Regions from separate parts of the Homo sapiens genome. Here region 1 is linked to region 2. The links are chromatin loops, found by intact Hi-C in ENCODE. Cell type or tissue: heart right ventricle. All regions are shown on one strand. Links, peaks and the distances in the headings refer to the core of each region. The heading gives the core; the rest is flanking DNA.

What was found. Peaks named below come from ENCODE experiments on the same cell type or tissue, not always from the same donor. Only the 100,000 strongest peaks of a DNase experiment are listed, where the experiment ranks them.
Region 1: a loop joins it to region 2, with 2.0 times the contacts of the local background. A loop is called at or near these places in 8 of 110 quality-filtered maps.

Annotation. Positions count from the first base shown.
Region 1 is chr4:155,684,444-155,701,172 of GRCh38, reverse strand. GUCY1A1 (guanylate cyclase 1 soluble subunit alpha 1) reads right to left here. Exons shown (of 10, transcript NM_001130682.3): 3 at 4,051-4,417. The coding sequence starts at 4,305. Among named protein-coding and RNA genes, the nearest start is that of GUCY1A1, 26 kb to the right of the region's middle. In heart right ventricle, for the core only: no CTCF peak of the experiment used is centred there; a DNase peak (open chromatin) is centred at 10,422; H3K27ac peaks cover 7,743 bases.
Region 2 is chr4:155,766,286-155,783,014 of GRCh38, reverse strand. It overlaps GUCY1B1 (guanylate cyclase 1 soluble subunit beta 1), which reads right to left. Exons shown (of 14, transcript NM_000857.5): 3 at 7,947-8,047; 4 at 5,373-5,491. Among named protein-coding and RNA genes, the nearest start is that of GUCY1B1, 16 kb to the right of the region's middle. In heart right ventricle, for the core only: no CTCF peak of the experiment used is centred there; a DNase peak (open chromatin) is centred at 8,806; H3K27ac peaks cover 1,029 bases.

The DNA.
Region 1 (16,729 bases), core at 5,669-13,668, 82 kb after region 2:
ATAAGAGACAGAACTCACATGTTTTCCAGGCAGAATATTTATTGGTAGAGGCTGCTGGTGCATCGAGTTTCCTACCTTGGTGCTGTACTTCCTGTGATATATCCTGACCCTGAGATAATATGAGTCCACAATAAAATTATAAGCAGGATTCAACTATAAGTGAGATCTGTCACACACAGCCAACCTCAGGGCCTCATAACATAAAATCAACCACTTCAGGACTGCTCCATACCCCAACAATTCTATATATTAATTTTTGGTTTCAGATTTTAGAACTAAATCCAATATTTCCTTCCAAATTCATTCCTTACAGTTCAATATATGTAAACATTGTGTAGCAGTCTTTTGTAAATCTTTTAGTTGTCTATCACTAAAACACCCTACTATTTGGGAAAGCCTTTATTTTGAATTTTGGGGGAACAGATCCTCTTATTTGTACAATCACTGGAACCTGAAGTATTGTAGATTGTGGACTTTCTGATTCACAGAGGGGACACTTGTTCCCCAATGCAAATAGTTTGTAGTGCTCTCAAGTTTGTTTCTCTTGACTAAACAATTATCTTTTGGCTCATAAAGAATAGATCTGATTAAATTATTAAAACAAGTACTTTTGCCACAAATATACCATATATGAATACTTCAGGAAAAACTGCTATTTGATGCAACATTGCTGTCAACAATGTGAATTTTAATAAAAATATCATTGGTGTGGTTTATGGATAAGTCACTATTTTCATTGGCTTTTTAATTTTCCTACAGTGCTTAACGTTTTTCTAGACCAATAATATTTTAATTCATAAGATAAATTGTAATACTGTTTCTTTTTCTTCTTTCAACCTAATATTCTAGAACACATCTACAGACCTCGTGATTCTCTTCAAATCCTACTCTTACTAGGTACTTGATTTGGGATCTTATCATTTATGTAAGCATATCCAATTCAATTATTTCAATTCAGTAAGTGGTTTCTGATTTGCTTTGACTGTGGCTCCATTAAAAGCTCCTTCAAGACAGTATGCCTGAAGGAGCTTACAGAATTATTGGGAAACAATACCCATGAAAAAAGAGCAAACAATATTATATTATGAAGAGCAATGGGTTGTGAATGAAATGCAGAGAGTTTTCCATTTCTCCAGTTATCTTTTGCTTTAAGCAAGAGATCTAAATTTATGTGTCTCTATTTCTTAAAATAGAAATGATAAGTTTGCATTAGATGATCAAGAAGACTTTTTAAAGCTCTAGTATTCCATTACTTGAGAACGACCTCTCTCATGTTACATTTTCTAAGGATAATACATTTTTATACTTGCCTGTTCACTAATAAAAATATAACCAGGAAGTTAATTCTGATTATCTAAAACAAAAATTGTGATGTCAAATGCTATTTTAAATATCTTCTTTTGTATTATTAATACAACTGACACTAAATAGCAGTCTAAGCATTAAATCTATAAACTTAACAAATAATCAGTAAAAAAACATAACAAGTATTTATCAAAGATAAGCAGATGTTTGAAGTCATCTAGATTGAGGACTACACAGCTCAAATGTATTCAACACTGGAACATTTACTGCCATAACGATAATATCTCAGTTGGAGAGGAGTTTTAGTTACTAATGCCAAACATACCTCTTCCATCTCCTATAGTCTTGCCCTCTCTGTTACATGACACTGTAGTCAAATCTTAATGCTTATTCTTACAAACTCATGAACAAACAACATAGACTACTAAATTTTTTATATACAATTTTAATTTGGTATTGCATCCTAGTCTTTCAGTACATTTTCCTAGGAAAAAGAGAAGGGAAGTTTATAGCAGCCTGTATGGCTCTTCAGGATCAGGAGAAGGCACACCACCCAGAAACTTCTCCCTCAGCAGGAAAAGAGAGGAATGGAACATGCACATCCATAGAAAATGTTTGAGAGGCTCTCAAAATCTCTAGCTGAGCCAATTGGTGAATGTCTTTTCCTGTGAAAACCAGTCTGAAAAGAAGCAAAGAGGTGACTGCATACTCAAGTGTGCAGGCACCAATGCAAAGCTACAAGGGACACGAAAAATCAGGGAAATATGATACAACCAAATAAATAAATAAATAAATAAATCTACAGTAACCAGCCCTAAAGAAATGAAGAACAATGAATTACCTGACAAAAAATTCAATATAATGAAATTTAGTGGGTTATAAGAAAACACAGACAGACAACTAAATAAAATAAGAAAACTATGCATGAGCAAAATGTAAACATCAACAAAGAGATAACCACAAAAATAGAGCCAAGTAAAAATTCTGGAATGAAAGAATAACTGAACTGAAAAACTCAATGGAAAGCATTAACAGCAGACTTAAGCCAAAGAATCAGCAAATTCAAGAGAGGTCATTTGAAGTTATTCAGTCAGAAGGGCAAAAAGAAGAATGAATGAAAAAGAATGAAGGAAGCCTGTGGAACTTTTGGTGGCACCATCAAGTGAACCAGAATTTTTTTGTTGTTGTTGTTGAGACAGAGTCTCGCTCTGTCGCCCAGGCTGGAGGTGAACCATAATGTTTTTTAAAAAAGAGTCCAATATGTGTATGACTTCCATTGCAGAAATTCAAAATTTACCAAACAAAATGATAAAGCCAACATAGTAAGGACAGGATTCAGGGAAAACATAGAAGCAATCTCAGCTTCCTCATCATCACCTTTGGTTCATTTCTGTTCATTTCACTCTGTCCTTGAAATGAGAGCACCGATTGTTTCCCAGACTGTGCTACAAACCAACTCCCTGAGGAGGGCTCTATCCTTTATCCTAGCCAATGCTGGCTGTCTAGCAACTAGAGTGTGGTAAGAATAATTAAACATTTCCATTTCAAAGGTTATCTGCCAAAGTACTATTGTGTTAATATTATATCTGAAATAAACTCCCTCAACTTTCTGCTAAGTCTAATTTATCCATCTTTCAAACTTCAATTTCTTCTTTCTCAGTCATTCCAGCCTGGACTGTTTACAGCAGGAATTAATTGCTCTACCCTTTGAAAGCTGTGTAATTTTGGTCAAGTCACTGAACTTCCCTAGCACTTCCTGGGAGTGAAACAAGATTATCTGTTAAATTCCTTTCAGTTCTGAAAATCAGCCAGTCCATGTTTCTTTGGTGCTTTGCACACAGTAGAGGGTTGGTATTGAGTCAATTAAAAATTATCAATGTATTATGTTAGCTGGTGTCTGATTAAGTCAATGTCCAGCCAAATTCATAGGTTAAGCAAATCTATATAAAACTATGAAGACTGACAGAGGGAGGAAGACATCATGAAGACCTTCAACTGCTCTTCTATTTATTTAGGTCTGTGTCCTCTTCCCAGAAGTTTCCTTCAAGGTGGATTGACAGAAGGTGCTCTAGATCTCAACATGACACTATGCTATGCAGCTTGCAGGGCTATATGAAGAAGTGTGAGACCTAATAACACGCAGGTGTAGGCAATCACAGGCTCATGACTCCGACCCAAGGGAGAAAGTCAAGACTGGCTTGAGCAGAACTTCAGAATCAGAGCAAGTGGCCAAGGGAGATTTTCACAACTCTGAAAACTGGCAGGGGACGTATGATGCTCTTTAAAATTAGGAGAGAAAATTTGAGCAGAAAATAAGTTATTCTTTGAAGAATTTAATTTTAAGATAATAGCTAACAACTACTGATCACTTATGTTATGGCAAGAGCTATGGATGGTTTCACTTAAAACTCATTAAAACTGTAGAAGGTGGGTACTACTATTATTTCCATTTTAGGGATAAGGAAGCTGAGGTAAAGAGGCATTAAGCCTGTTGCCCAAAATCATAAAGTTTGTCAGACTGCAGTGTTCTTTTGAAAAGAATTCAAGATCATAAACATTTTAAGATAAAACACAACTTAAGAACACAATTGCTTTAAAAGAATATTTTTATGTGTTTCAAGAAAATATTCTACATTTATTGTAGCCTTGAAAGTGAGAAAGGAAGTGTTTAAATTTTCCTTGGAAAAACATTCTTCTACAATTTCAAAGTATTACAATTTCAAAATCTAAAGAGCACGCACTCACCTCTGGGAAAATCAGTTTGCAAATACTCTCTGCCAAAGTGTGAAGATAGACTCGGCTCCGACTGGTTTTTCTTTGAGGAAGACTTTCTTGTATGTTCTTCTCAGGAATGTCTTGACAGATGGGCACGGTTGCTTTGCAGCTCTCTGAGCTTCCTGCTGCCTCCTCTGAAGACTCGTTAGGAACTTGACCTGGTGCCAGTAAGGAGAAAGGACACTCTCCTGTGATCTTGAGATCCTTGAGCTTCGTGCAGAACATGGTGTTGGTGTCTCTTACCCTGCTGCGATCTCCTCCTGATGAGCTGTAGTTCTTATATGAGACTGACAAACAGAAGCCACTATCAATTCAAGGACACTGGTAACTGGGATGTCTATGGACAGCAAAAAGTCAGAACAGAAAGAGGAGTGACTTTATGCACGGATGAAAACAGAAAAAGACAGGTGAGCAAAAGCAATAGTCATGTCATTCTCAAGTTAAAAAAATTCTGCTGGAAATGCCAATTATAAAATGAGCAGGACATTTGGCAAAGATCTTTACTTAATATGTGTGAATTTCACAATATTAGCAAAATACTTCCTCTTACTATTTTAACTTTTAAAATAAAATATATTTTTCCAAAATGTTCTTAGCATCAACTACTGATTTCCATTTTTTACACTCATCTGGTCCAGTTTGATTTCACAAGAGTGGAACACCACGGTTTTATGACAAAAGCCACATCTAAGTTTATGTTTTATTCATGCTTGTACTACTACATTCTCATTATGCTCTCCTTTCTGAAAAGTCAGAACAGTAAAAACCAATGGCTTCCAAAAATACCTAAAGCAAAACAATATGTATAATGATCCCCAAGTATATGTTTTCAGATTTGAAACACCAACTTAGAAAAAAAAAGTTCAATGAAAAAAAGTTCAATGAAGATGATTATGGCAAAAGAAAAATTTTATCACTTTAAATGGTAAAGCAATTTAAAAATATTATCATCAAAATGAAAAAAACATCAGAACTCCTGATCCCCAAGAACATACCATGGGATTTGCAGGGGTCTCTGGAAACAAATCTAGACTGCGGTGAGTCAAAGACTACCCCACTTCCCACTGAAATCATAAGCATCGCCATTCCAGCATATTTCCCCCAGTACTTTTGTTTTTGTTGATGCTGTGGTTGTAAATTCTCCCACAATTCACAACCCATTTATCATTAGCTATTTGTTACTGGAACTGTCAAGTTGTGAATTCAGTTCATCAACAATACTAATTATCTTGATTAACTGGGTCTACCAGCTATTTCCTACTCTTGGGGAAGAAAAACAAAGAGTGGAAAAGAACCCATATTTGCTAATCCCCACATGTACTAAGTACTATGTGCCTGACACAGTGCTGGGAACTCTATGTTTACAATTAATCCTCACAGCAACCACATAACACAGGTATTATTATCCCCAATGGGTGAGAAGCTCAAAAGTTTAGGTAGTTTTCTCTCATTTCAAATGCTAGAGAATGACTGAACTAGGGTTCAAATGCAGATTCAGCTGACTCCAAAGCCAATGTGTTTTCTATAACTCCAAACTAATATTACTAAATTAGAGCAGTTTCTACACAATCGGGCTTTGTTAATCAACTTAGATTTTTATCTTCAAAATATGGTTTACAAATTTATATTAAAATTCAGTGAGGAACATAATTTCCTGTTCATTGGCTAGTGGTATCTGAAACATCCAAGATTCAGCCTTATATTTGAATCTTTAGAGTTGAAGTTCAATTAGGTTTTTTTTTTTTATTTTCTATGCTCCTCAATGCCCTTAATATGTTCCCATAAGCAACAGCCTGTAAATTGTCACATGTAAGTCATCTAATAAGTTTAGAACAATGAACAACTCATTTTCTGAACTGGGACAAACAAGGAAGCTAAATTCAGTATCTGATCCCCATGGGATGTCATGGGACATTAGGTATAGAGGAAGATTATGGATGCTGGCAGGCCAGAAGAAGCTGCCAAGGCTCTGTTACCTAAAGTTATAAACAAAATCTATGCTCATATATAATTTATGGAACTTCAAGAAGGGACAAAAGAAAATCCTATGCATTTATGAGTAGAAAATTTGTTCTGCCAGAACAGAATGGAAGCGGTCTACCTCAATAGACTACTGAAGTGGTCCAAAGGTAATATGGCTATAGGGGGAATGATTACTTAGGTTCTACAAAACCTAAATATCTAATAATTTTACCCACATTTGTTTTGGGACTTAATGTAATAAATATTTGTTTCTTAGTCTTTACTACATCTCAACATAATTCTATTATTGTTTAATAACTTCTCTTCTGATTTAAGCTTCAAATCAATGATCAGCTTTAAGCTTTAAAAGTGCTTTAACCTTTTCTGTAAAGGGCCTGAGAATAGATACTGTCAGCTTTGCAGGTTACATGGTCTTTATTGCAAGTATTCAACCCTACCATTGCAGTGTGAAGCCAGCCAGAGATGATATACAAATGAATGGGCACAGATGTGTTCCAATACAACCTTGTTTGTAAAAGCAGACTGTGAACATAGCCAGTAGTTTGCTGACCCCTGGTTGTAGAAAACCGAGTATATTAACTAAAGCATTTTAATTAAAATATAATTTTGACTATAGGAGCAAAGTTATTTCCTCATCTCCTCTAGTCACTCCTCTCCAAAAATAACAGCCTACGCAGGTCCAGTTTTGGTTGGGGTTGGGGAGCTTGGAGAGTTTTTTTCATTATTATTAGTAGAGAAAAGGTCTCACTATGTTACCCAGGCTGGTCTGTAACTCCTGGGCTCAAGCAATCCTCCTGCCCTGGCTTCACAAAGTGCTGGAATTACAGGCATGAGCCACTGTGCCTGGCTGGGATCCAGTTTTTGAACAACTTCAAAGTAATCAAAAAGAGTGTAATAGATAATACTAAATAACTATTTATACAAATAATAGTACCACTATTTTGTATTAATTTTCAGGGAAAAGAGCTTTATTAACTGAATGCCACTATTTCAGTTATATCAAAATCTAACTACAATAACTAGCAAAAAAGGGTACATAAAAACAAAAGGAAGACAATAAGAAATGGAAGATTATAGGTTAGGTCTGAGGATGGCATAGAATTATTACTAAAACGAATTATTCTGGTATATATTAGAATTTTAGTATTGGACTTAGAAGTTTGCCATAATATAGTTTATAATAGATCTTTCCATTAAACTTAACTCTCTCATTCACATTGGATTTCAACGCTGGTACCCAAGCCCAATATTTTAATTCTTATCTTCCTACTGAATCCAGCTGCAGTAGAATACAATTGACCAGTCAACCTTCCTTGAAATAATTTCTTTTCCTGTACTGCACGGTACTATAATTTCCAGGAAATAAGCCGAACAGTGTTTTTTATTAAAGCAAAAACAGCCAACAGGAAGTAAGTTGTGCTTACTTTAAGATAGTTAAGTGTTTAGTCTCATTAAATTACATATGTATAAACAAACTAATTAGCATTCTTCATCTGCTCAACTGATGAAATTACACTATGAAGCAGATGCACGCAGTGTTGATACCTTGGAAACCTGTTTGTCTTGCTTTTGCCTGCCAGGAATACAGAATACAGAATATTCCTGGCAGGCAAAAGATTGTTCCTCAAGTAAACTAGTGATGATTTTTATGGGTAACGTTAGCAGTAACTTCAGAAATGGTTTGGTCAGTGGGTGAATTCAGTACATAGTTGGTTGTAGAGATGGTAGTAACATGGTAAGGGAAAAACAAATAAATTAAAATAATAAATTTGGCGACAGGCCTTGGCAAGAAGTGGAATAATATGTTCTCAGAAACTTGAAGAGGTACTTCTCATTCCAAAAGTTGATAATTAAACAGCCTCCAAATAAACTTAATGCTCACTCTCTTTTTACTAGTGAGTGATTAACTTTGCCGTGGTGAGAATAATGACCCAGCTACTGGCCTAGTATTAATAACAGGGACAGATTATTGTGCAAGTAAGGCAACCCTCAATCATTTAAACTCTAGAATTTAAAATTTAATGAAGCATGAACTTTTTTTTTTTTTGTTGGAGACAGAGTCTCACTCTGTCATCCAGGCTGGAGTGCAGTGGCATGATCTTGGATCACTGAAACCTCCGCCTCCTGGGCTCAAGCAATTCTTCTGCCTCAGCCTCCCAAGTAGCTGGGATTACAGGTGGCAGCCACCATGCCCAGCTAATTTTTGTATTTTTAGTAGAGATGGGGTTTCGCCATGCTGGCCAGGCTGGTCTCGAACTCCTGACCTCAGGTGATCCACGTGCCTCAGTCTCCCAAAGCACTGGGATTACAGACGTGAGCCACCATGCCCATCCTAGAATTCAATTAGGCATGAACATCTTGTTTACTACATGTAACAAGATCATGTAGACATGTAACAATATCATGTAAGGAAAACACCCCTTACCACACTCTCTGGCACTGATACACTTTTCTCCAAAAGCAGGTCTTAAGGAGCAGATGAAAAGTTAGAAAAAGACACTTTTCAAAAGAAGGCATACATGTGACCAACAGTCATGTGAAAAGAAGCTCAACATCACTGCTCATTAGAGAAATGCAAATCAAAAACCACAATGAGATACCATCTAACACCAGTCAGAATGGCTATTATTACAAAGTCAAAAAATAACAGATGCTGAGAAGGTTGTGGAGAAAAAGGAATGCTTTTTAATTTACACTCTTCGTGGGAGTGTAAATTACTTCAGCCATTGTGGAAGAGAGTGTGGCAATTCCTCAAAGACCTAAAGACAGAAATACCATTTGACCCAGCAATCCTACTACTAGGTATACACCCAAAAGAATATAAATCATTCTATTATAAAGACACATGCACACGTATGTTTGTTGGAACACTATTCACAATAGTAAAACATGGAATCAACCTAATTGCCCATCAATGATAAACTGGATAAAGAAAATGTCGTACATATACACCATGGAATAATATGTAGTTATAAAAAAGAATGAGATCATGTCCTTTGCAGGAAGATGGATGGAGCTGGAGGCCATTATCCTGGGCAAACTAACCCAGGAACAGAAAACCAAACACCGCATGTTCTCACTTATAAGTGAGAGCTAAACAATGAGAACGCATGGACACATAGAGGGGAACAACACTCACTGGGGCCTTTTGGACTGTAAAGGGTGAAAGGAGGGAGGGGATCAAGAAAAATAACTAATGGGTACTAGGCTTAAAACCTGGCTGATGAAATAATCTGTGCAACAAACTCCCATGACACAAGTTTACTTATGTAACAAACTGCACTTGTACCCCTAAACTTAAAATAAAAGTTGAAATAAATAAATAATAAAAAAATCGAAAAAAGTTACAGGGAAGAGGCAAGCCTAAAAATTATGTATCCATCACAAAAGCAATTAGCTGTATCAAATGTCTACCATCATACCTGGTACCTGGACATGCCAATATCTGTGATTAAAAAGATATGAGCTTTTTAAGATTAAACTTGAAAGTCCAGATTTTTAAGAGTAGCCAAAAGGAGGAGAAAACTTAAAAGCAAATTGCCTTAGTAAGGATAAAGTTTGTATACTTCAGTACAAATTGTAACAACTATTTTCATAAATAAGGAAAAAGGCTTAATTTTCAGGTAGACTGAAAACTTAGAAAGTTTTCCTTACTCAAAAATTGAAAAATATTACATAAAATCCCATAAACCAGTCTTTTAAAATAGGTTTCTTTTCACTTTGTAGTAGGAAATGTTTATAGAACTTTCCCTGTGGTATATCAGGAAAGCAGGACAAAGTAGTAGAAAAATTGGTGAGCATGTCCAATTCTCTCTGCCACAAAGTTAAAAAGAGACAAACAAATCTCAGACTCCTTCATCCCATCATTCCTCTCTAGCACTACCATTCTCCCTTTATTGTTACTCTTTTTGAAAGGTTGGCTTTATGGGCTGTGTTCATTTCCTTACATCATATTTATTCTTAAGTTCAAAACCATCTGGCTTTTGCTTTAGTATGTTACTGATATCTCTTTATTAAATTTGATGATGCCTAAAAGTCAAAGCTCAAGACTCTTTTGGCTTTTAACATAAATTCTCCATTCATCTGCATTTTCTTTTTAATAATTTTGATTCCAATAGATTCTTTGGTATTACTGGATTGTCTTCTACATCATTCACGCATTCATGCACTTGTTCATTTTTCTTCCTATTCAACAAATATTTACGAAGGTCTTGCTCTGTGCCAGGCATTTTTCTAGACACAAGGTCAGAGTGATGTGTAAAGAACACCCCTTGCTCTCAAGAACTTACAATCCAGGAGGAAAACTATTTCTGATGTATCAGTTCCAAGGGTGGCCTCTGCTGCAAAAAGGGGAGGGATATAGTGCTCTGGGAATGTAAATCAGAGATCTGAACCTAGTCCTCTCAGAAACATCTGAGCTGCGTCAGGCCAAGAGAGTTCCAGAAAGAACAGCATGCTTGGGAGCCAATGTTCTAGGAACAGAAGTAATTCCAGTGTAGCAAAGGCATGAATGAGGTTAAGACAGAGCAAGATAATGGTGGTGAGAGACAAAATAGACAGAGGTCAGGATTTTGCAGAGTTCTACAAACCGCATTAAACAAGATAATACTCTATTCTAAGGGCAATCAACTAAATAACTAATAAGCAAGAGAGTAAGTGAATTAGACTGCATTTTTAGAAGATTATTTGGAATGTAGAATGAAAAATGGGTCAGAGTAGGACAGATGGTAGATCTGGGTTGGGCAAAAACAGGACCCTGGGGGGAAAAAATGAATCAATTGCAGAAGTAATTCTGAGAGAGAATCCGCAGGCCTGGGCTACTGACTGGGTGTGGGGACCAAAGCAGAGGGAAGACACATTCCTCTGACTTTACTTCTCAATATCCCAGCCAAGGAAAAACTCTAGGGACCATAGTGCACAATCAAAATAGTCCATAATACATTTCCCATGACTCTGGTTATTCAATCTTAACCAAGCCTAGAGCTTGGATTTCTAATATTATATAACACCTTGTGGGAGTTAGGTTACTCCAATTCTTCTGTTAAAATCTCATTTTGGGAAGCAATTTCTCCTTGTTCAAAAGCCCAGTAATTGTTCACTCCAATTTCTATTACTGAGTAGGGCATTCACCTTCCTAACGGACTGCATCTACATGTAAGTGTGAGCTGTCTCAAGCTATTTTTAAAGAGGAGGATGCTTACCTTAAATTTTTGTAACTCAAGAGCCCATACTGATGATTCTCCCAAAACAGAGAGGTCAACTCTAAAGACAACGGCAACCTCACTTTCAATAATCATATTGGAGTGCCCCTGCCCCCCGACTCGCCGGGTGGCAACCGCCTTGATAAAACTACAGTACTGGACACAAATTGTGTTTAATAAGCTGCATTAAATCTTTATTTAAAATAAGATGAGTGCAATCTACAATCTTTTAAAATTAGATTTAAGAGGCAATTCTGTGGCATCTTTGAAATAATAGCAAAATTCAGTACACTCAACTCTATAGTAGGGAGATTTTAAGTATTCAAATTCACATTTTGTTTCTCAGTTTTTATCAAAGTATTTACAGAATGTTTTATAACTAATTTAAGAGAAAAACCTTTGGGATTATAAATCCTAAAATATATTTTAAAAACTCTCCCGTGTGATGACTACAATTTGAATACATGCAGTTAAACATCTTCAAATTAAGTATCATCACTACTTATGATGCATCATGCTGATCATGAGGAAATCAGATAAACTTTTCAACCAATTTTCCCTAAAATATATAAAACAATTTCTTGCATCTTTTTCTATGATTCTCATCATAGTTACATTGCTAAAATAGTTCCTTGCAGAGGCTTAGTCACTTTAAAATATACTTACTGAAAATATAGTAATGATTATGAAATGAGTTAAGGAAGAAATGTAATTCCTTTTTACTCTGTAAAAAGCCATTTTGTTTTTATCTGTTTTCAAATAAGTACTGTACATTTCAGGAATGTCAATTGGCTCAGGCACATCTATCGCTAGGGAAATAATGTCAGGATAAAATGCAGGCATGCTAGATCCCCTTTGCTCCCCATTCTTCCTCTTAGCCCAGTCTGACCATATGCTCTGTCGTAGAAGTACTGTTGGACAATTTTCCTGTATTTTTCTCTTGTCTCCATAACTCAGCAGACTCAAGGCTGTCTTATAGTTCTTTCCTACCAACTACTTTCACTTTTTTCCCCTTAGGTCAAGGCCTACAATTGCTGAGGTGCAGTATTCATTAGAATTCAATGTATCTTTTAACTAAACTTTTATATTTTGGGGATTTTGTTTTGTTTTGTTTTTTTTCTTTTTTGCTTTTGTTAGTGCTCGTAAGCATTGAATGATTTCACTCAAACACATTTTTTCCCTAAGTCCTTTTATTTTTAGTGCACAGTTTTGAAGCATATGAGGTTTTCCAAGAACATCTATGCTGTGTTATATCAGAAATACTCCTACACTAATCAATGTTTGATTTAAATTTGCATATAAGGTGAAAAGCCAACCTACCAACCTGGAAGAAACACTCAACAAGATCACATTTTCTGAGACTCCACAGAGTACATTATAATTTAGGTAAAATAATCTGATGAAACTTTTAAAGTGACAACAAATCCTTGATTAAATAATTGGGCTAATTGATAGATTTCTTTTAGGTGACATAATGAACTTGATGATTACATGACATCATAATTTCTCCTCTTTTAAATTTTGGTCAGGCAGGAAGGCCTGGAAGTAAAGTAAAACCTCTACATCCTTGATGTAGAGACATACATAAACACACACACATACATACATACTTACATACACACACCCTTATTTTCCCTCTTCTGTAATGATGAGTTTTTTTTTTTTTTTGTTTGTTTGTTTGTTTGAGGAGTCTCGCTCTGTCGCCCAGGCTGGAGTGCAGTGGTGCGATCTCGGCTCACTGCAAGCTCCACCTCCCGGGTTCACGCCATTCTCCTGCCTCAGCCTCCCGAGCAGCTGGGACTACAGGCGCCCGCCACCACGCCAGGCTAATTTTTTTTTTTGTATTTTTAGTAGAGACGGGGTTTCACTGTGTCAGCCAGGATGGTCTCGATCTCCTGACCTCATGATCCGCCCACTTCGGCCTCCCAAAGTGCTGGGATTACAGATGTGAGCCACCGCACCCGGCCCTGTAATGGTGAGTTTTTAAGTGCCTGATGTCTCATGTCTCATGCAGATAATTAGCATGACAGAGACTTCATAATTTGGAGGGTTGGGTTCACATAAATGTAGGTGCCATGCCCAGTTGTTCCCTGAGGCAGTGGAGTTGGCGTAGCAGTTAAAAGCTTAGGCTACATGAACAGATGGCCTGTGTTTGCTCCCTGCGTCTACCATGTGCTAACTCTGCGACATTAGTGAAGTTCTTAACTGAACTTCACCTCAATTTTCTCCATCTGAAAAATAAGGATAATAATAGCAACTATCTCATAAATGTGTTGTGAGATTAAACAAAGCAATAAATAGAAAGCACTTAGAAAAGCACTGCTACCCAGTATGGGAGGAATACATGTTGACTATCACAAATGCTACTCGGTGGTAGTGTGACATTGGACAAGTTTCATAACTTCATGAATTCTGTTATTTCACACATAAAATGGTAAAGTCATGATGTAACAGATTCAAATTAAGAATTTGGAATAATATATATAAAGTGCCTGGTCTTGCCTAGCATCCATAGGTCCATAATTTTTTTAAAAAAAGATAAAAGTCCAGTCTTGGATCAAGTCTTCAGTCACTTGCCTTACGAAAGCTGTGATGCTTCTTCTACTAGAGCTCTAGGCAACTTTTTATAACAGGAAAAAAATGATCAGTGTCTCCTTGATAACTTCAGAGCAACCCTAAAATTTTTTTTTGGTACATACAACCAAATGTAAATGCTCATTGCATACTACAAGAAAATTGTGCTGACATAAGTTATTAAATAAATGATTGACAATTTTATTCTAGCTTCTCAGAAAGATTCCTTAATGTTTTATACTTATGAAACCATTTTTTTCATGCATCAAAGCTTGTTTAAGGGAACTCTAATAATATATCCAATGCTCATTATCCTACAAATATAGAAAGCAATCTTTACTTGATGAGCATTAGAGAATATACCAAGAAAGTTATATCTAAGTCAACAGTTCTTTTTATTGAACTAAAAAATTATAGAATTTGCAGCACAGCTTAGAGCAGAAAGATTCTATTTTGGTTTTATCTTATCTAATTCTATTATATAATAAGTTGCATGTCTAATTCCTTTAATGAAATATTAGAATATAAAAACTGGGTGACTATGTTGAATTTTAAACCTCATTTTCTACTCGTTAAGCCAAAACTATTTTATAAATCAAGCAAGCCTTATGCCATTGCACTACTCACTATTTTTTATTAATTCATATTATTCCCAATGTGGAAATTTGAAAACAAAACAAAATCTCATAACAACCAAACTTAAATAGAAATCCTGTGGTATCTGATTTTATTTTCCCAGAATGCCATATTGGGAAATGATTAGTATTTGTTATACAAGGAATCCTGTCTCTAATTATTGCTTTTATAAGCTAACTGTTCTTCTAAATATGGATTCAGTGATAATTCTTTTTTTTGAGACGGAGTCTCGCTCTGTAGCCCAGGCTGGAGTGCAGTGGCACACTCCTGGCTCACTGCAACCTCTGCCTCCCGGGTTCAAGTCATTCTCCTGCTTCAGCCTCCTGAGTAGCTGGGACAACAGGCGCACGCCACCACGCCCGGCTAATTTTTTTTTTTGTATTTTAGTAGAGACTAGGTTTCACCGTGTTGCCCAGGCTGGTCACGAACTCCTGAACTCAGGCAATCCACCCACCTTGGCCTCCCAAAGTGTTGGGATTACAGGTATGAGCCATCACGCCTGGCCAATAATTCTTTTATCTACTTACTTTCTCAATGTTAGTTTGGTGGAAAGGTTTAGGTTGTGAGCAGGTAGAGGTGAGACACTAATTGGCATGTTCACTTTAAGATATTTGTGCAAACAAGATAGGTCACCCAGAGTCCAGTTAAAGTAAGAGACACAGGGATTCCTGACAAAAGTGAAGTGACTCTGGGATTGACCTGTGGAACACTTGAATTACCTTTCTGAGCAATGAGGAGATACCAAGGTCAATTCATCCTTGATGGGAAGGAAGGAGTGACCTTGTGAGTACAGAACTCACCGAATGGTAGGGGAAAGACAAACTGGCTGGACTCTAACTTGTCATATTTGGAAAGAAGATTCTGGAATAAGAGACACTAGTGACTCTCACAGTTCTTCTAATCCAGCCTTTGGAAATTTTTCCAAGCTCTTTGAGAGAAAGGACAAGAAACTTATACAGCTATGAAAAATTAAGACATCTATGCAATGCTGGAGATAGAATCTTACCAAACCTAATCAAGAACACATTAATGGAGAAGTATAGGCCTGGCTACAGAAAGAACAGCAAAGAGAAAAAAAAAAAAAAAAAAAAAAAACACAAGGAGAACAAGAACAGATGCATCAATGGAGGCGGTTCAGGCGGTGGAGGAGCTGCGGAAGCTGGAGCAGGGCTGAGAGGGTCAGACAAAGCTAAGCTGTCATGCAGGAGAACACCAGGAGCTCAGTGATACATGAGCATTATATGAGACCTAAATTTCTATGTCCATAAATAAACTTTTATTGGAGCACAACCACACCCACTCATTTATGCACTGTCTATGGCTACTGTGTTCAAACTGTGCAGTTGAGTAACTGCTATGGAGGTCACATGACTGGCAAAGCCTTAAGTAGCTACTATCTTGTCCTTGATGGGGTCTGTTGACTGACTCCTGCTTTAAAGAGCTGTTGGGGACATCACATACATTATCTTATTTAATCTTCACAACAATCTTATGGGAAGGGTGTGTGAGTGTGTGTTTGTGTATTTTAGTATTTTTTACACAAGAAGAATCTGAAACATCGATCATGTAACTTGTCCTTGGCCATAGCTGGTGAGTGGCAGAAACAGGAAATGAACCCAACCCTATCTAACTACAGAGCTCCTGCTGTGGAGCTGCCTTGAGAAACCAGGAGCTTTTGACATATCATGGTGATTATTATTCAAGTTCCCCTACTAAAAAATGTAATCTGGGAAAACAAAGACTAAATTGTATCTGTTAAATTAGTGTACAGAATAAAATGAAAGATCAGGTTGTTGGGCATGTCAATTAAGGTAATGAAGTTTAGATATTCCCAAAATGAAGGCATGAGAGATGCTTCCAGGGTCCCAGTGAACTCTAAGGAGACTCCCTTTGAAAACTTCACTTTGAGCCTCTCTAGTTTTAGGCATCAGAGAAGAATTGAAAGGCAGCTAAAAAGGCTGTTGGTGTCTCTGCCACATTTAAAGGATCTTTACAACAAAGCCAAGGGATAAACTTTGGCAAAGTACGTTTCTCAGAGAAATTTTCTTTTATGACCCCAGAGAAAAGGCTCATAAAAGTGAAGTGTGAGATTCGAGGCCTGGAGACTCAGCAGATGTTTCTTTGGAGGTGGCCCAGGGGACCAGGCTACTAAGGTATTAGTAATTGATGGGTAGTCAGGTACCTTTTCTAGTTTTCTGACCAGCAGTAAAGCTCTTTCTGATTCTTAAGACAGGAAATGAACTTTTGTCATAACA
Region 2 (16,729 bases), core at 5,036-13,035:
AGTTCTACCCTTGGGACGGAATCAGATGGAAACTGGGCTGAAATTATCAGAATGCCGGAGCAGGCTGGTTTTCCAAGATGGATCAATCAAATGGCTGGTAGTTATTTCCAGCTCTTTGCTGAGAGCCCAGCTAGAACTGCTATCTGCCAGTCTACACGTGGCCTCTCCATGTGGCTTGTGCTTCTCATTTCATGTGTCTGGGTTTCTAGAGGTACCATCGCAACAGCAACTGTTCCAAGATACCCTGAAGGAAACCAAGACTTCCTGTACTCTAGCCTAGGAAGTTTAAATATCTCACTTCTGCCCCATTCGATTGGTTAAATAGTCACTAAAGCCAACCCAGATTCAAGGAAAAGAGAATTTTACCTCCCGCAAGGAAGAGGCAAAATCATACTACAGAAATGCATGTGAGATGGGAGAGACTGTTGCAGTAATTTAGGGAAAATAGAATGTGCCATAATGCAATAGGACATTAGAGAGTAGAGGTGAGCGTGGATTAAGGTAGAAATAACATTAAACTGAACATTCCTTATCAGCTATTTTCTTATGAAGCTTTCAAATCCCATGTATTCTTTGCAGTCTTTTCATCAGTACACTAGAAGCTTCAGATAGAAATTGACTATAGCAGCCAGGCGCTCTGGCCCATGCCTGTAATCCCAGCACTTTGGGAGGCCGAGGCGGGCGGATCACGAGGTCAGGAGATCGAGACCATTCTGGCTAACACGGTGAAACCCCCTCTCTACTAAAAAATACAAAATAAAAGAAAAAGAAATCAGCTGGGTGTGGTGGCGGGCGCCTGTAGTCCCAGCTACTCGGGCGGCTGAGGCAGTAGAATGGCGTGAACCCGGGAGGCGGAGTTTGCAGTGAGCCGAGACTGCGCCACTGCACTCCAGCCTGGGCGACAGAGCAAGACTCCGTCTCAATAATAATAATAATAATAAAACATTAAAAAACGCAAAAAAAGACATTGACTATAGCAATAGCATGGAACCACACATTTTATTGTCAATTTATGAATAAAAAAGTGGAAAAACTAGACAAAATTCTTACTGAAATATGGTCTTGTCTTTAAAACAATATACCCAGGTAAAATATATAAGATCCAAAAATCAAATTTTAAAAATGTCTTCTTTTTCTCTTTTTGATACATTATATTTTCAATTATTAAATCAACCAAAGAATAAATGCCAAAGATTATTACTTTTTTCATCAGCCCACAAGTTGATGCTTTCACTGGTGATTTAAGAAAAAATCAATTCTAAACTGTGAAATGCCTAGAGAAGAGGAGTATTTCTACAAAGTTTTCTCTAAAAATATTTCTTATATTTTATTATCCATTAAATTTTATATTTTATTTATCCATTTAGGATAAATTTTATTTATCGTAAATATATCCTAAATATTATTTATCCTAAATTTTATTTATCCTAAATATATCCCATTATATTTTATTTATCCATTTAGGACTTCTAGCTATTTTTTTGTTAAAGTCTCAGTGTGGCTTAAAATACGCATAATGCAAATTTTTTAAACTTGAATTTGTAAGCACAGGAGAGACTGCATAAGCAGGGTCATGAATTGGATATTGGCACCAAAGCCTTTCAAGGGGAAAGATATGTTAGTATTCGTTAAGTCAACTGTGAATGGAAATGATAACCTCCATGTGAGAAAACAAATATTTTTCTGGAGCTAAGCTACAGATATTATCTATACAGTATCCTCGAATAAAAAATTTAAGCAAAAGAGGTATTATCCTGATAAAACAGGCTGGACCAAATAATTATAAAGACACATATACTTCAGAATTAATTAATTCTATTATTTAAAGACTGTTTCATTAATTGCCTATTATATGCTGTGTCTAGTACTTAGAAATTTTCTTTCATTATTTCAAGAAAAGTAAAAACAATGGTATGGTATGTATATACATATATAAGACAGACCTATTCTTAATAATGTATCTAACTGAGAGGCTGTGGACAGGCAACTTCCAAGGAAATTCTGCTTGCTATGATGAGTGAGTCAGAGTTGCTCAGCTAAGGCATAATCAAATAGTCTCCCATGTTATGATTTCAGTAGCTATTTTAGTGTTCCCTAAAAGCTTAAAATGGAAATGTCAGAACGACCATTTTAAAAGTGTCAACAGATACAAGCAATGTACCCTGTAAATTAAATAATAAACAGTAATTTAGGATGTTCACCTGAAAAGGAAATTGGTCTAGTGTATGTCTCTTCTTTTATATTTCAATCTATGATTCATCCGTAAAAAAAATTACAGGATCTCACTCGAAATGGGTTATCCTGAGGCAAATAATTCAGCTTGATCTATTGGTGTGTTTGCTTCCTATTGTGTGTTTTCTGCTTTTGCACAAACAACAAATATTCACTTTTTTAAAAAAGATATTCATTTATTCTCAGATATACAGATTGCATCTGTGAAGGTACAAACATTAAGAGATTATACATGATCTCTGGCTTCCTGAAGTTTACATTCCAGTCCATCAAATGGGAATGATAATGCAGTATGAAAACTACTGTGGCTGGGGAAATAGAGTGTCCTATGAAAATAAGAGAGAGGTTAGTTACCGTGACTAGGATAGGGCAGAGCTTGGAGAGAGGAGTGGCGTCTTCCCAGAGAAGTAATTTTACCTGCAGAATTAATAGAATTTATCTATGGGGAAAGTGCTGGAAACATGCTCCAGGCAAAGAGAAGAGCAGTGGAAAAGCTGAGAGGATAGCGGGAACAAGATAAATACAAGGTTCTTAAAGAGGTTAAGTTTGGCTGGACTGGGGGAGAGGGAGAGGAAAGATGCAGAAAGGATGTAGGTTTCAATTGTTTTAAATATTTTGACAGTTTCCAGTGAGCAATAAAAAATTACTCCAGAGTTTAAGCAAGAAAACGATACGACGAGAGACATTTGCATTTCAGAAAAAGCACTAGAGTTATAGGATGGAGAAGAGATTGGAGGAGTCATGAAGAGAAGCAGGGAATCCATTCAACCTCTAGATAATGGTAGACTCTCCCAAAGAAGTGTGGGGGGAAATAGAGAAAAGTGGCAGAATTCCCAAAGCTCAGTATTTGGGAAATAGAATCTAAAGATGCTGTGACTGATTAAAACCAGGACTGAAACAGAAAGAAAGTCTTTAAATTTTTAGTGAAGAGTTGAAGTCACCATAAAGAATATTTTACTAATTTACGTAATAAAAATGTCAATATATGTGTGCTGGCATGTTAAAACAATGTATGAAAGTTAATGATTTTGTTTTATAGTCACACAGAAAAAGTCCATTTAATTTCTGTGTAATCAGCCTAATGATAACATAAATATCTACTTTTTAGAAAAGCAGTATTTTAACATATTCAATTTGCCCTTAAAATGTATAATTTCAAAACCAGGAGAAAATAAAAGAACTGAATCATAATGTAAAATATTGATGAAAACTACAGTATTCTAACTTTCTAGTTTCTTCATTTTTCACTCTCACGTTGAAAGAGAAATAAAATAAAATTGTGTATAATTTAAAGCTATGTTAACTACATTTTATATAACCAAATATATCCAAAATATTAACATTTTAACATGAAATCAATCAATATAAAATTGTGAATGAGCCATCTTTTATTCTTTTTGTACTGTCTTTGACATCTGGTGTATATTTTACACTTGCAGCACATTGCACTTTGTTGTGTGTATGTATGTATGTACACATGTATGTATGTATGTAGAGACAGGGTCTCACTCTGTCACCCAGGCTGGAGTGCAGTGATGTGATCACAGCTCACTCACTGCAGCCTCCATCTCCCAGGCTCAAGTGATCCTCCCATCTCAGCCTCCAAGTAGCTGGGACTACAGGTGTGAGCCACTCCCCAGTTTGCACATCTCATTTTAAATGCTGAGTAGCCTCATGCACTAGTGGCTGTCCTATTGGATAAAGCAGCTCTGGAATACAGAGAAACACACCTAAAAGGCCGCTTGCTCTCTTACTGTGCCATAACAAGCTTAGCAGATGGTCACAATGAGTAGAGGTTAAAAAAAAAAAAAAGGAATTAATAAAACCACTTGAATCTTTGTTTTGTTATGTAAACATGGGCATTGAGAGAGAGAGTTATAAGTCAGAACAACTGAAAGTTGAAACTTTGCTATAAGTTGATAGTGGCCAACAAAAGTACTAAAAAGTGAAATATGTATTCAAAAACCCAAAATCCCCCAAAACATTTAAGTATCAAATTTTAATCCATTTAAAATAATCCCATTAAATGCTGCCTGTTCAATTTTATTTAAATATCTCTTGGCAGCTACTTCATTTGGAAGTGGCAGCTTTTTTTGACACCAGTAGTTTAGTAAATCCATGGCAGGAGATTGCAAACCAGTTTCCAACTTGATTTAATGCTGTTTTAAGTTTATAAGAAAAATGTCACTATGTAAACAACAGACATTTTGATTAAACACTAAAGTTCTTATTTTGGCTGTTAAATCAATAATGCAGCTGGATTGAAAGTAGTTTACATTCCCTCAAAACTGGGCTTCGGTTCAGCTAGTATTGCACTGACATCATTTTCCAGCAAGATCTGGCTGCTGAAAGCAGCCAGTTTAGAAATATCCTTTGCAAACAACTATATAATTTTCAATGTTAACACATTTCAAGAAGAGGGTCTCACAAATGTCAATGCTTAAAATAGTATAGTCAATCCAGAAATAGTCTCTCATCTAATGTGTAATTTACTAGTACAATCTTTTAAGGTAATTTTAACAAGAATGTAAGACAAAGGCCTGTGATTGCATTATTTAACTTTTTCACCTGAAACTGACTTTGGACTGTTTCCTATTTTCCCTCGTACAGTAGATTAATTAATATTTAACTAATGATAATGGATCTTAAGTATGTTTTGGTGACAGAACACCTGAAAACCCTACTACTTTTTCCTAAACATTGAGCTCCAGGTAGAACTTCATAAATACTGATACATTGCTCGATTATATCTACAAACTAGGAATGTTTTGTAAATAGAAAATAAGGCCATATTAAATGTCTAACACATAAAACCACAATCACTAGGATATAGAGCCATTACCCCAAAAAAAGGGCAGTTGAACAGATCACAAAAGACCACCTGGAGTTCTTCAGGGAACATTAATTTACAACTTGCATATTCAGTATCAGCAACCAGAAGTTAAAGAAAAAATATAATGCTAAAATGTATTCGAGACGCTCCAATAACGATGATTTTATGTGAATTAGAAAAAGGTGACTACGATTCCATTTCAGAAGCAAGACACTCTTGTACAGCTGAGTGAACAAAAGTATTCTAGAGTCTATATTTGAGAGTTATAAACACAGAACTTTTAACTATAGGACCTCAAATTGCTTACCTGTAGAAATTCTCTGACATTAGAGCCCAGGACACGCAAGATTGTATCATAACCAGATTCTTGGCAAAAGACGAAAAACATCTTCCCAAACATTTGGAGGATTTCTCCAGCATTGAGATCTATTTTACAAATTCAAGAGGGGAAAAAAAGCATATAATAGGTGAAATATTGTTAATAGAAAAAATGAAGATAAGTGTTTATTAAGTAATGTAAAATGTCTTCAATTTTTGTGCATGGCAAGCATAGATCATATGAAAAAAATCCCGCCAGGACAATACAATGAAATCAGAGAAGACAACGTATAAACATGTTAATGGTGTACATTTGCATTTACAAGCAAAGCAACCAGTTTTTCAGCTTCTATTACAAATTATAAGTGGAGCATACCTAATCTGAAAATCTGAAATTCTAAATACTCAAGAACCTGAAACTTTTTGGTCACCAACGTGACACTACAAGTGGAAAATTCTACACCTGAACTCGTGTAATGGATTGCAGTCAAAATGTTGTTTCATGCAGAAAATCATTTAAAATATTGTGCAAAATTGCCTTCAGCCTATGTCTATAAGGTGTACATGAAACATAAGTGAATTTTATGTTTCGACTTGAATCCCATCCTCAAGATATCTTCTTATGGATATGCAAGTATTCCAAAATCCAAAAAAAATCTGAAAGCCTAAACACTTCTGGTCTCAAGAGTTTTAGACAAGAGATACTCACCCTGTACTTAATTTTGGCCATTTTAAAGCATATATTTGATATACTACTTCTTTTTTCCAAAAAACACAGATTTTTAAAATCATCAAGAATGCACATGACAATATTTTGATACAAAAGTCTTTATATAAATATGTATATTTAATAACTTGATTACATATAACATGTACCCTGGTGTCCTGCTTTTTTCTTAATAAACAATCATTAATATTTCCTAAAACTTAAATTTTCTGTATCACATTTTTTTTAGTTTTTTGAGACAGAGTCTCACTTTGTCGCCCAGGCTGTAGTGCACTGGTAGGATCTCGGCTCGCTGCAACCTCCACCTCCCGGGTTCAGGCCATTCTCCTGCCTCAGCCTCCTGAGTAGCTGGGACCACAGGAACCCACCACCACACCTGGATAATTTTTGTATTTTTAGTAGAGAGGGGGTTTCACCATGTTGGCCAGGATGGTCTCGAACTCTTGGCCTCAAGTGATCCACCCACCTCGGCCTCTCAAAGTGCTGTGTATCAGTTTTAATTGCTATCTTATTCAACATATGGATGCAATAATTTATTTAACCAATCCCTTCTTATTGAAAATGTAGGCTTTTTTTCAGTTTTTGATAATATATGGAACTCTGACATGAAAACACATACATAAATCTTAATGGAAAGAGATCTAATAATTTATTTAGGAAAAATTACTGAAGGTTTTAATATTTTTTTAAAAGGCTTTCATGAGGCAAAATTGTTCTCAAAAAAGTTGTCTTAACTACCATCACATTTAAAATGTATGTGATTTCCCATTAACTGTACTCCATCATTACACTAGATATTTCCATTTTTAAGACTGCCAAATTGATAATAAAAAAAGTTATTTCATGTTTGTTTCAATTTTGATTGCTGGAGGCTAGATATTTTTCTTGTTAATATTAAACATTTACCAATCTTTTAAAACAATTTTTATTCTACTATAGATAGTGTTTGCTTTCCTAGTTATATGTGGCAAAGCTAAAAGCTTCATTCTATTGTATCCAAACTATAGCCCAGTTAAAAATTAAGCACTGTGGGAATAATAGATACTACTTTGAGAACAACTTCTTCTCCATGAAATTTTTAAAACTTTGCCTTCTTCAGAAAGATATTTATCTGTGGTAGATCTCAGTTTCATGTTTCTTTTACCAATAGTTAATATAACTTGTGACTACAAAAGAGATTTGGAGAAACACATATTATACTTGAATAACTACCGTTTTCTTGACACCACAACTGATGTTGTTACATTAAGTATCAATAATTCTCTTTCCTTCCTGAATACATGGCTTTCTGTTGGGGGAGACAAAGGACTGGGCCTGGCGTGGAGGCTCACACCTGCAATCACAGCACTTTCGGAGGCTGAGCCAGGTAGATCACTTGAGCTCAGGAGTTCAAGACCAACCTGGACAACATGATGAAACCTCGTCTCTACCAAAGATACAAAAAATTAGCTGGGCGTGGTGGTGCGTGCCTGTAGTCCCAGTTACTTGGGAGGCTGAGATGGGAGGATCACTTGAGCCTGGCAGGCAGAGGATGCAGTGAGCCGGAGTTGGGCCACTACTGCAGTGCAGCCTGGGTGACAGAGCCAGACCCTGTCTCAAAAAACAACAAGAAGAGCACATTTACTCTTTTCTATTCTCTAAAGAATTTGCAAAAGGAAAAATAAGACTTGGCATAGCCTGAGCCTAACATGATATGTGGATGCCCACCACACAACTATGCAGGTTGTACAAATGCTCTGCACCACTTCTGTAACCCTGCGTTGTGATCTTGAACCATGCATTCTGTGAGCTTCTACGTGTAACTTGGCCAAAGAAGGAAAGTTGCATTCAACTTACTGAGGACTTTGCTTGCAGCAGCAACCAAATCATAAGTTTTGGAGTCATCATATATTATTCTGACAAGAAACTGTCCTTCTTCATCTAACTGTGCCTCTTTTCTGGAAAACAAAAACAAGAAAGACAGAAGAGAAAAGTTGAAGTTAAAAAAATAGCTACTATAAGTATAATAATTGTATAAACAATGGCTTTATCTCTGAAATAGAATTTGGTTTTTTTGGGCAAATTTGTTTAAACATCATCATGTACCTAAAATTCTAGTGAGAGAGCAGAAATGATGTCATATCCCCCTCCCTAAATTAAAATGATATATTTAAGTATATTTTAGCAAGATTAACAGTACATAGTACTCTACTGCTCAATACAATACCTGCCATTAAATATAATAAATTAAATAACTTTTGGGTTAATAGATGTTTAGCAAGTTTTGTTGAGTCCCTATTAGGTGCCAGACATTGTTCTGGGTACTAGGGGTACAATCTTTAGTAAAACAGACAAAAATCCCTGACTTCTTGCAATACATATATTCTGGGAAAACAGACACAACATAAAATTAATAAATAACATATAATGGTAAGTATTATACTTTGGAGAAAAATAAAGCAGAGTAGAGCAGTGGAGAGCTCAAGGACAGCAGCCAGGAAGGCCTCACTGAGAAGCTGGCATTTGAAGAAAGTCTGAAGGAGCTCCGAGAGTAAGCCACGAGCAATTTAGAGAGATTGTGTTCTGGGCAGAGGGAAGAGCAAGTGCAAAGGGCAAGGCAGGAGCATGCCTGGGGTGTCAGAGGACAGCAGAGGCCAATGTGGCTGGAACAGAGGAGGGGGAAAAGTAGCTATCAGGGAACGGGTAGGAGAGGTAACATGAGGCTACAGTGCTTGGCCTGGTTGGACGTTGGGATAACTGCCATTTACTTGAAAGAGGTGAAGGGCTTGAGCACTTGTGACATGAGTGGTGATATAAACTGCTCTAGGTTAAAGGGATTCACCTGGCTACTGCATTGAAAATAGACTAAAGGGGTACAAGACAGAGGAGGGAGACCAGTTAGGAGGCTGCTGCCAACATTCAGGTAAGAAGTGTTGGTGGGCTGGGCGCGGTGGCTCATGCCTGTAATCCCAGCACTTTGGGAGGCGGGGACTGACAGATCACGAGGTCAGGAGATCAAGACCATCCTGGCTAACACGGTGAAACCGTCTCTCTGCTAAAAATACAAAAAATTAGCCTGGCGTGGTGGCGGGTGCCTGTAGTCCCAGCTACTCGGGAGGCTGAGGCAGGAGAATGGCGTGAACCCGTGGAGCAGGTAAGAAATGCCTCAAACTCATATATATTCTAAAGGTAAATTCAGCATGATTTGCTATGGATTGGACACAGGGTGTGAAAAGAGAGGACTCAAGGAGGACACTGAGGTTTTTGGTCTAAGCAACTAAAAGGATGTTGTCACCAGTAGCTGAATTGGGAAAGACTTGTTGGAGGCGGACAAGGGGTCAAGGTCAAGAGCTATGTTTTCAACATATTAAGTTTGAGATGTTTTTAAACATATTAAGTTTGAGATGCCAAGTGGACTGATAAAATCTTCAAATATATCCTTAGCTTATTAAACACAGTAGCTCAAAACATACACAGTACTAGTGAAAGAAAATTATAATTGTTTTTAAAAGTTGTCATGATTATATAAATGTATTTATTTAGATAGGATTTGAATTACTTTTCTCAAACAAGCATTCAAAGGAGAGGTGAAATCCATTGTTTAAAACACTGCCACCTACTACGCATGTAACAAATTGCACATGTACCTCATAAATGTATGTAAATAAAAAAACCCACATGGCCAACTGTAGAAAAGAACTAAGTTCCAGATATCATTGCCAATGTTAACTTCACAAAAATACATGGAGCTTGGATGTCAACCTCTTACTCTCAATCCAATTCATCGGAATCCCTGTACATTGCCAAGAGAATACAAAGGAAAGTAGCCACTCTAATTAGGCGAACTTGCAACACAGCAGCTCAAATAACTCCTTAAATATTTTCAAGGCAGTCCTTAGTTGCTTTCTCTCCTTCAGAAGCTGTGCTATCACAGCTGCCACTCATGACTATATCTGTGTATGCTCAAGGGAAAAATTCCAAATGGTGGTATGTCTTACATCCATACCTTAGTATGCAGATAGTCTTAAAAACATCCTCTGTCCTTCAGAGCTTATAATTTATTTGCCTGCATTTATTCATAACTTTTTTTTTAAAAGCATGTTTTCTGTAAGCACAGAGATCTGCATTTCAGAGCCCAGGCTTTACCAGCTAAATGAACCGGAGCAAATCACATAAAGCACATAAGCATTAAAATCTCTCTTTTCTGGCTGGGCAGGTTGGCTCATGCCTGTTATCCCAGCACTTTGGGAAGCCCAGGTGGGAGGATCCGTTGAGCTCAGGAATTTGAGAACAGCCTGGGCGACATACCAAGACCTCTTCTCTCCTAGAAATAAAAAAAAAATTAGGCAGGTGTGGTGGCGCAAGTCTGTAGTCCCAGCTACTTGGGAGGCTGAGGTGGGAGAATATTGCTTGAGCCTCGGGAGTTGAGGCCTCAGTGAGGCGTGATCTTGCCACTGCATTTCAGCCTGGGCAACAGAGCCAGATCCTGACTCAGCTAACAAACAAGCGAACAAACAAACAAACAAAACCTCTCTTTTCTGAAGTGGAAGCAACAGATAATTCACCTTTCACAACAGTAAAGAGATAAAGTGTACAAAAGTATATTCTAAGCAGTTAAAGTACTATACATATTCCCAGTGAATATAGCACTCCCCATGTCTACTCAAACAATTATAGCACTGTACATAAAATATTAAATTCTTCTCCCTTTTTCCAAACATAAACAGCTGTTAAACAAAAGCAACACAACTCTTCGAAGACCTCAAGTCTTTTTAATACCAAAAGTCAGTGAGATATCAAAAAATTATGAAAACGTAATATACAAACATTGTCTTATCCTCTGATAAATGCTACTATATATTTTCTGCATTCTAATTTCTAATTGTAAAAATATATATAAAGTACAGGAAAGGAAAAACTAAAAAGAGAAAATAAGCCTCCACTATCCTGAGATAATCACTGCTATTATAATTTTCAAGTTGTTCATGCTTGAATATACTTATATATAGAACATACTGCTTTAAAACCCATTTGAGTGAATATTTGATGGATATCTTTTCATATCATAATTATACTTCTATACCATGGCTGCATAAAATTGCATTGTAGACATATTGAAGTCTTGGTAGGTAGTTAGATGTTTTTATTTTTTCCACAAGTATAAAAAATGTTATGAATATCTTTATAGCTTCTTACACTTCTATGTAAAAACAGAACAAATTCTTAGGAATGGGATAAATAGTTTGACGGATATGGATACCTTATGTTTTGTCATTTTGCTATTAACATTTTATTTTGAAACAACACTGATCTATAGATTAAAATTTTGGAGACTCTGACAGAATATTCTAATTAAAGATACAATAAGTAGAAATTTATTCATGTTTCACCATTCTGTTTCTTCCAATTGGAATAAATCAAATCACATAAATTTCTGTAATAAACTCTGTTTATTTGAAACACTCACCAATCTCTAGTAACCCATAAATAAACAAGGTACAAGCAGAATCCACAGTCCCTCTGCATAAAACAGGGGAACAGCCATTTCCTCAGAAACCCCCTAACCATGGGTCAATGCATTGGTCCTTTCCTTTCTCTCTCTTTATTAAAATAAGCTCCCTTATCATCAAAGCTTTACTTCCTGAAATGACCAGTGTCAATGCTCCCCAGTGGGGACTGAAATAGAAATTAAACAGTAGTACATGGAAGGAAATAATAATCTTCTTTTAAAAATTTCACTCTGAATTCCTTTGAATTATTCAAAGTACTTAGGACTCTATTTACATCTTTGGGAATGTGGGGCTACCCTTTTTCTTTTTCTTTTTTTCTTATGGAACAGTTTTACCACAAATATTTGGATGCCTATTATGTCCAAGCACTTTTCTAAGCACTTTTAATATATCAATGAACAAAAGAGGTAAAGATCCCTGTCCTCATAAAGCTTATATTTTAGCTGACAGATACAAGTAATAAGCAATAAACATGATATATAACAAAATGATATAATATGTTATGAAGCAATAGATACTACAGGAAGAGGTAGCTCTGGATAAAGACATGAGAGTGGAAATGCAAGAGGAAGGGGCTGGATGCAGTATACATATGAGGATAATATACATAGGTGTTCATGGTAGGCTTCATGGGGACAGTGACGCCGGAGCAAGGACTTGAGCAGGAAACCTCCATCCTTACCACCTTATACCTAACCTTTCTGGGGCCACTTCCTTTCCTTCTCTAGCCTATTCTTCATCTTCTTTCCTTTCAGGGGAAAAGCTAATTGGAAATACTGCAAAAGTTAATTGGAGGTATCGCAAACTCTTTAGTATGAAGCAGTTTAATACACTAAACTGAGATGGAGAATATACAATGAAGGAATAATAACTAAGAGAATTAATTTCAGATAATATGGCCTTTGAAGCTAGTAGAAATTTTGAATCAACCAAGCCTTCTCTGTTGTCTCTCAATTCTCAATACAACTTTTCTTCTAACTTTTAGGTAAATTTATATATAATCGGACTTCATGCTGTCAAATGTTTTAACCTCCAGAAAGCACAGAGATGTGATAATAACCATTTCCCAGCACTCTGCAAAATATAGCTGCCACTGTTCTTTGAGGAAAGTTTTAATGGCTTCCCTTCCCACACTGCAGGCTTCCTTCTCTCCTTAGCTTTAGGGCTGTTTTTTTATCTGCTACCTGAAGTCACAGAGGGCGACCAGTAAATTTAAGAAAAGTTAGGAAGTAAGCTAATATTCAGATTACATAAACAATTTACATAATTCAAGTAATATTATCTCATAATTCTGCATCTCCCACTTTGCTATCCCATAACTTTTAAGTTCTTTCCTCAAGAGCAAAGGCAAGAATAACACTTCTAGTAATTTAAAATTTATTTTTGTGACAAGTAGAATTTATATGGGCTTAAATTATCCAAATTCAGCCAAGTACATTCACCAAATTTTATAGACTCATTCATTCTTTCAGAATTATTTTTTGAGCTCCAATTTTGTTTAAATTGTTGCATTATGTATACATTGTTACATTATTATTATGTAATTATATAATTACATAATAGGGAAATTATGCAATTACCTTATTATTTAAATTGTACTTATTTTACATGTGAGAAAAACCACAGGTTTCCCTGAGAACCACAATTTAAGATTTTTCTGAAAATTTTGGACATACTGTCATTTTTTTCAATGCTTCTTAGATGACAAAAAATATCATATAAACTCTAAGTAAATTGGATTAAACTGTGTTCAAGAGTGCTCATCTATCAAATAATAACCAACAGCACTACAATCTTCATGCCTCCTAGTTTGTATTACAGTCTGTTGCTGCTTACTACTATTATTTTTATTTTTAAAAGTCCTACCAAATCCCAAGTGAACATAGTCTTTCACTATTTTCAAATACTATGACTTGCCATATTTACATACCCAATGACTCTGCTTGGCTTAAGCGTTAAATTTTTCTATTCAGTGAATTACTCAATGAAAGAGGTCAGCAGACAATAATAAATATTTAGAGAGGTTCAAGTTTAAAAGCACTTTCATTGGCTAACAAGTAAACCTAGATAAAGAGAAACTCCCTTGATTTCATCTATGTCATAAGTCAAAGTCTTTCCTCACACAGTATGGAAAATAAACAACTAAGCCAATCCCATGTGCAGTTTGGGCAGATTCAACTCTTGGTGTTTCATTTCCTCATCTGTAAAACAGGCTAACAGCAGCAGTTACCTCCGGTCATTGTGTTGGTTAGCAGAATTAACCTATGCAAAAATCTCAGGGTAGTACTTCTTGCACACTTAATGCCTGATACTTCCTCTAACTGGTAAGTTATAGTAGTTGGAGAAGATGAAGGAAGAAGGGAAAAAGGAGAAAGAGGAAATGGCAAGTGGAAGAAGAGAAGGGAAGAATGACAACAAAATCTTAGTCATTTTTAGTCAGAATCAAATAATTAAGGTGCACTTAGTATGCAGATTTGCTGATAGAATTTACAAACTAAAATAGCCAAGAAACAAACAAGCTCTGTTGCCCCTAAGGGCTTTAAAAATAAAGATCGAATTCTCACCTGGCAACAAAATCAGAAATAATCACATTCTTTGTATCTGTAGCCACAGTAACTGTTTAGAAGTTGAATACGTATAAGTGAAATAGTTTCCCAGTAGCAATCAACTTCCTACTTACTCTTATTTGTTGGAATTTAAGCAGATCCTTTATTTATACTAATTACCTTTTCACAAAGAGGTAGTTGGTATTTTTATAGTGGTGGTGTTTGGTAAGTTGGGATTTTTTTCTTTAATGTAATTACTGGTGCCTAACCCAGGTGCCTGGAATTGCACATGTGCTTAATAAAGGTGCACATGTGCTTAATAAAGGTATACATGTTTAAAAATTAGTGAATGAATTAATGAAATCAATTTCCCCACACATTTCCAAGCTCCCTACAAAAAAAAAAAAAAAAAACAAACAAGTAATCAAACATTACTAACAAAAGTCCATCATTTGCTTTCAAACTAAAGAATATTTTTTATTATTTATTTTTTAAAACTAGGTATACAATTTGTCCAAAATATCCAGGTAACATTTCTTATAACTTCACATACAAGGAGATATTCCTTAACTACAATATGTGAACACAGAAAAACTGAATTCATATTCTGACCCTGAGCTCCTGCTACTGTACATTTTTAGAGTAAGTTAAGAATATGACAAGACTGCTATATTTCAGTTAAAGAAGTTTTCCATGGAGTATTTTGAAATGGGAGAGCCTGAACACAGGCATGTTGAAAACATAATCTCAACACAAGGTCTGCTCTTGGGCAGAAAAGGTCAATCAGGATCAAACAATCAAACTGACCAATGACAGCTCCAAGATACTATTGATCCCATAAACAACATTATCAGAACACATGCTGTATTAAAAAACAGTACGTAGGTGTCGTTTTGATAATAAATCCTAGAATGGTCCATTGTAGTGAGCTGAATTGGTACCATAATGTTGCATTGTCCCCAACCATTATTAAAACTAAAATCTCCCACTATAAACTGTGGATAGTAACTATATATAACATCTAAAAAAGTAAAACTTTATATTGCTTTTTTCTAAGTGGCTGTGGAGCATGAATAGCCTCTAAGTTTTCAATGGCCTAATCTAATGATTCTCAGTAAGCCTGAACCCCAAAGGAGAGACTCTGGCTTGAGGGAGCTGCCAAGTGGAGAGACAGGCCCTTTAAATCCAGTAACGACTTCCTGCCTGAACCCCCTTTTAGTTAGTAAAGGTCAGTCCTTTCATGTCAATGTGTTCACTCACTCATCCAATCACTGTAAACAGTAACAATAAATACTCTCCTGAGTGACACCCATACCTTAGTTTTAGGGGAAACAACAACAGTCTTGATACATAATTGCATGTTTCTTCCTGACATGCAATTGTCAGGAAGAGACCCTTAATGGTAATTTCTCCAATTTTGAGTCACAAGAGACCCTTAATGGTAATTTCTCCAATTTTGAAAACATATCCACAAAACTTACAAATCTTCATTTGAGCTGCTGAGCCATTTTCAGCAGCTTTAACAGACAAATGAATTTACTTAGACACTTGTGTATATGCTTCATGTCAATTCGCCTTTAAAAATATTGTTGTCAAAAATCACCTGTACGCATGCTTGAACATTCCAAGAAAAAAGAAAAAGCAGCAGGCAGTACTAATACACATAAACATGGCACATGTCCTTGCTAAATTGGTTGTCTTTGGAAAGAAGAAGGTTATAGGTCTTTCTCTTTGGAGGAAAACACATAACATGATAATTACAACTTTATCTGTGTTCAAATCCCAGCTCTAATAATTAATAGCTGAGTGTTTGAGGCAGGCTTTCTTTTACGCCTCTATTCTCTCATTTGCAAAATGAGGATAATGAAGGAATCTATTTTCTGTGGTGGTGATGAGGATTAACTGAGATAATGAGTATAAAGCATCTAGGACTGTGACTGCAGAACCATATGGTATGTGTTTAATATACGTGACATATTACATTCGAAATAGCATGACATGGTGAGAGCTCAGCTGGATTTCAAATTTAATTTCAGTATTCTAAACACTGAGTTACAGTCTATGACACTGACTTTAAACAGCACCACACATCCCTGCCTTTTAGAAACTTGCTAAAGGATTCAATCATGTCCTGAATCCAATCTAGTAATTGTCTTTTGACATATGAAATTGTCATTCTAACAATAGAGTTCTTAGTCCTTCCAATACATCCACATGACATGAGAAAACATAAAAGAACTCTGACACTTCCAAAAGGAATTGCTATTATGTATTGCTATATTGCTCTATCTTCTGCCTTTGCTGATATAAGAAATGTTTATTTGGCACAGCAATGTCACTATTAACAATTACAATGAACAATTACAGTTAACAATACTATAATGAATACTTGAAATTTGTTAAGAGGGGAGGTCTTAAGTGTTCTCACTACAAAAAAAGAGGGTGCCTATGTGAGGTGATGAATATGGCAATTGGCTTGATTACAGTGATTATTTCACAATGTATATGTACATCAAAACATGAAGTTGTGCACCTTAAATATATATAACTTTTATTTGTCAATTATATCTCAATAAATCTTGGA